2 separate regions of the Homo sapiens genome follow, and region 1 is linked to region 2. Evidence: chromatin loops called from intact Hi-C (ENCODE). Cell type or tissue: PC-3. All regions are shown on one strand.

Evidence for each region. Hi-C counts contacts between places; a loop is a spot of excess contacts. Peaks named below come from ENCODE experiments on the same cell type or tissue, not always from the same donor. Only the 100,000 strongest peaks of a DNase experiment are listed, where the experiment ranks them.
Region 1: a loop joins it to region 2, with 3.0 times the contacts of the local background. A loop is called at or near these places in 7 of 110 quality-filtered maps.

What each region holds. Positions count from the first base shown.
Region 1 is chr6:6,810,155-6,812,654 of GRCh38, reverse strand. No RefSeq gene overlaps it. Among named protein-coding and RNA genes, the nearest start is that of LINC03055, 74 kb to the left of the region's middle. RefSeq lists enhancers at 248-1,189, 578-1,777. In PC-3, no CTCF peak of the experiment used is centred here; a DNase peak (open chromatin) is centred at 1,024; H3K4me3 peaks cover 1,190 bases; H3K27ac peaks cover 2,500 bases.
Region 2 is chr6:7,111,697-7,114,196 of GRCh38, reverse strand. The region is part of intron 1 of RREB1 (ras responsive element binding protein 1); the gene reads right to left. Among named protein-coding and RNA genes, the nearest start is that of RREB1, 5.0 kb to the right of the region's middle. In PC-3, no CTCF peak of the experiment used is centred here; a DNase peak (open chromatin) is centred at 1,116; H3K4me3 peaks cover 2,179 bases; H3K27ac peaks cover 2,209 bases.

The DNA.
Region 1 (2,500 bases), 300 kb after region 2:
TTATTGATTTCTTAGAGCAGGTGAACCCACAGGCTTGGGATCCACCTCTCCCTCAGAGCTCTGCCTTTAAGATGCAAAAACAGCACAGTGGTTCAGGTCTATAGTCCCAGCTACCTGGGAGGCTGAGGCAGGAAGATTGCTTGACCAAGAGTTTGAGACCAGCCTGGGAAGTGTATTGAGACTCTACCTCTAAGAATAATTTTTCTAAAATAAGAGAAAGAAAAAAGAGAAAAGATGCAAAAACAATTAAAACCTTTCTCAAGTAATTTTGAGCCTTGTTTTCTGGATTTACTTGATTAAGCCAGTGCCGGAAGCCTCATTATGGGATGGATATTCTTGCTTGTCATCTGGTCTAGCTGTCGAGTTTATGTCAATTAGCTAGAAAAGTCCTCAAACACATATTGACATAGAAAAGCACCACTCTGCCTTTTGTATGTTGTGTTTTTTTCTTTGACTTCTGAGACGAATAAATACAAATGAGCGTGTTAGAGAAACACTAGCAAAGACTTAGCATTGATTTTATAAACTACCAACTCACAAACAGTTCAGCTGTGGTCCTGGCTGCTGCTGATAAAGAGACAATCAGTTGGACAAATAAAATGTGGACATTTGAAAAAACAAACATGCCAGACAACCATTTAGTGATGAAGTATTGTGAAGGAAGAAGCCGTTTCCTTTGAAGCCGAGTGCCCAATTTTGCTTTCCGGGGTGCACGTGAAGCTTCTGTTAATGACAGCTTTGTGTGTGCATCTGAGGGTGGATTTCTGCCTCAAAAAGAGAAATGACGAAGGTGATGAGGGCGTGCCTTGGACAACAACTGAACTATTGTCCTGGCCACCCCCTACCTCCTTCCTTCGTTACTGGATCCCTGGGCTTACCCAGTCACTGTGATAAGGCAGCAAGCACAGAGATTTTCCCTGGAGGCTGGAAGTATTGCCTCTTTCCCCTCCTCCTCCTCCTCCTCCTCTTTCGCAATTGCAGCAACTGCTCCCACTGAGACCCCATCCCATCCTGTGCCACCTGGGATTCTCCTATTTCAAAAGAAACCCTTGCTGGAACAAAGCCTTGAGAGGAAATGAGTACAGAGAGAGCGAGTCATTTCCAGGGAGGAGCCCTGTAAGAACAGACGTCAGACTATGACCTCACCTGTCCCTCTACCTGCAAAGGACCTATTGACATCAATTGCATCCTAGACCTTGGCCCGGCTTCCAAATCACCAGGAGCCTCTTCCTTGTTTTCCTAATAGCTCCAGATAACTTTTGTAGGGAGTACTTTTGCTTTCTGTTTTCAAACCACCGTCATTTCCTTATACTCTCTACTTTTCTTTAGCAGGAAAAGACCCGAGATCACAATGACGTGATTTATATTGATCCCTAGTTAGTCATCAGGAATGTCTGAGTGAAGAATGGAAAACAAAGGGATGCTTGAGTTTACAATGCCCGAGTGTCCCTCGTGGAGGGAGTGCTGCCTCTGGATCCAGGATCAGCAGCTGTGGAAACATCTCCCTTTTGCAGAGGGTGGGTGCTGCCCGAAGTGAGACCCCAAATTTCATTCAGAGGATTTCTTTTCATTTGCTCCCTTTGGGCTGTGATTGTGTCAGGCTTCCAGCATTTTCTGCACCCAGGATCAAGTCGAGTTGGAGGAGCTTATTCTGACTTAGTCTATGTGAACACTTTGGCTTTCCCAGGTACAAATCAGCTCACAGCCTGCAGAACAGAAACTGACAGCGCGTCAGAGACCTGCATGACAGTCCTGGCTTCCACTCTGGCCTCTCAGTTTCCTCATATGTTCAGTGAGTTCATCATCCTTCTCACACAATAAAGATGAAGACCAACACCACCTGACATTCGTTGAGTATTTACTAGGGGCCAGGTGTTCTACTAAGTGTTTCCAATTCATATTCTCATTGAACCTCCACAACTACTCGATGAAGAAGGCATAATCTCTGTCCCCATTTTATAGATGAAGAAAGTGAAGTCTAGACATAACTTACCTGCCCAATGTCACACAGCTGGGAGTTTGCCAAATTAAGATCCAAATCATGATTTTTTTTAAATTCGTTGCAATAATCTCACTATACTATCTCTTGGAATCAGTAAAGCTCTATTTATGTATCTAAAATTTTTGGAGGAAGATATACTTTTCACTTCCCAGAAGCCTTGAGATCCGCTGCCCACCCCCCCGACCTGCCCCCACCCCTGGCACTTCTGGTGCTGGTGGGAGAGAGAGGTGGTAGGCAAGAACCCTGTGCTAGGAGCAGGCAGCCTGGCCCCAGGTCCCCTCCTTATCAGGAATCTCTGCACACCTCAGCCTGGAAAGAGATGACCTGGTTGGTGATCTACCGTTAAGACCCTGAGATCAACCAAGAGAGGTGCACCTGCCCAAGCAGGACCCTGCCCTTCCTTCCCTATGAGGCCCCTCCCATCCTCCAGTCCTTGTACCTGCCACTTCTTCTGCCACAGGGCTCTCCCTGCTCTCTGACCACCTTAAACCTCTCCTG
Region 2 (2,500 bases):
ACAGGCAAGATTGTGCCACTGCACTCCATCCTGGGCGACAGCAAGACTCTGCCTCACCTAAGTGAACCACATTAAGAAGAATTTGCTAGTCCTGTTAGTCTCCCAGCACTAAAAACAAAAACAAAGTGCTGCATTTCCCCAATCTGAACATAAACTCCTAGGCAAAATTTGACTAAGGTAATGGAGGTGTGCAAAATTCTGGAAAGGAAATCCAGAATGGATACCCACAAAGCTTCCTGAGCTCAAAATATACCACTTTCTTCCGTTTATAGATTTTGACTTTCTGGAACATCTACTTTATCCTTACAACAATCTCATGAGGTAGAAAGGCTACTAAAAAGATACATGTCATCACAGTTCATCAACAGAAATGCTACCAAGAGCAGAAGTGCTTTTTAAAATTTCCTTATACCTTCAAACTCAATTAGGTTTATTTTGAAAAGGATCTGGTCTTATTTAAAAACCACACACCATACACATGGAGATAAATAGGCAGTATATATTTAATGCTGCTAAGTCCTCCTGAGGTCAAACTGACTCTAAAAAGCAGCTGTTCTACAGGGCTAGGCTGGAGTTAGGAGTTCTGGGTTCCAAGTTTGATTCATTAACAGCCCCCGGGTGGACCACCGCGCAGCTGTAAAATGGGTCAACATACCCACCCAACTCCCACAGTGTTCCTCTCAGCATGAACGTGGAATCTTTGCTAAAGGCCTCCACAAAAGCAGGGTGAAATTAACTAAGTCCTAGAAGGTATATCTGAATGAAAAAGAAAAATTTTAAAGTGATTAAACCACCAGAAGTATCAGACACTTTCATAACAATTCTATCCCATAGTCTCTGAAAAGGGGGAAAGAGATGAAATACCAAGCAAACTAGAGAAAAACAAATAGAGCATTTAAAAGCTTTATCTAATTACCCCCACTGAGACGTTTTCTCTTCACTCTGGCTGTCTGACAATGCCTGTGGGGGTTTTCATTCTCTTTCTCCACCCACCCTCATGATGTCTGCAAGCCCTCAGGTGAATCCCTGCAGGAGCAGTCAGGACCCAGTCCCCAGTCCCCGGACTTCACAGAGGTTTTCGAATTCTCTTAGCTTTACTGGCTTGAATCACACTGAACAAACAATCTCCACCCTCTCCCATGCTTTCGTCTGAAGCACCTACTCACAGTCAGCCACCTCTACTGATGGGCAGACTGGCTAACTTCAGTACCCTTGAAGTCCCACCAGAAATAAGATGCACCGATCGCTCCCAGTCTCCTCCTCCCCATCCGCTTCACCCCAACCCGCCACTGCCAACGGCAGAGTGCAATCCCCAGCTACACTCGGCTGCAGTTCAGACCACGCTGAACACCAGAGAACGTGACAAGAGAAATTGGGCGGAGCACAGTCGATGACATTGCCGACAGGACTGCTAACAAAAAAGGAAAAACCCCTCTCCACCTTCCTCATTCTTTTACCTCCGTAGTAATGAAAACAACAGTAGTTTTCTTTTCTGTATTCTGCCTTCTATGGGAGTGGGGGAAATGAAAAATAAGTGATGCATTTCAGAGAGCACACCGTATGCCTCCCTCTGGGTTTCATACGGTGTACCTTTTACCTTTGATATAAGGTACCTGCAACCCTGCAACCCTCACCCCCCTGTGGAAATCACTGTCTGACCCTTGCTCTTTGAAAACTGCCATGGCTACTTCTACTCAAAAATCACTGTCTAAATCAGGAAAGAAAGAGAGAAAAGAAACAGAAAGAAAATACATTTATCAATTTCTTAATTATATTTGGACATAAAAAATATGACTCAACACTGCCTGTTCAATAGGTCAGATGTACAGAAATTAACCTTGAAGCAGGGAAACTTTTGGCTTACAACAGGCTTACCATTCAACCAAGAGATGATAGTTACTCATCATGGCTTCAATTAGATTTCAACCATTTTATCTCAATGAAAAACTTCAAGATACTTGAACATACTTTTGGCAGAAATGTAATGTACATCACACCTATTTTTGTTTTCTGACATTTGGCCAGTCCTTCCAAAGATACTCTGAACCTAATATAATTATTTTTAAAAAGATAGCTATGAACTGGGCGGAATAAACTGCACTAGGGAGGTGGAATGAAATGGAGGAGAAGCCCTATCAAAACCTAATCTAAGGGAATGGTAATCTCAGTAAAGGGGGAAAGAAAGCTATTGTCCCCTTATCAGGACAGACTACATTGCATACTTTCTACTGATACTAAATTGCATTTCTATCTTTGAATACAAATCTGTTTCATGCGGAATAAAAGACATAACTTTATGGATTATGCAGAATTTCCAAAACAAACCATGGAATCAGTTATTAATACTAGAAATAAGAGGGTACTATACACACAAATCCTCAGGAAGGTTCAACCTGAACACACTGGTAATAGTCAAGAAGTCCACCAGACAAGCTGCCATCTGACACCACAAGGCTGGTCATAGAGTACTGAACTTCAATTAAAGACACTTACAAAAGAA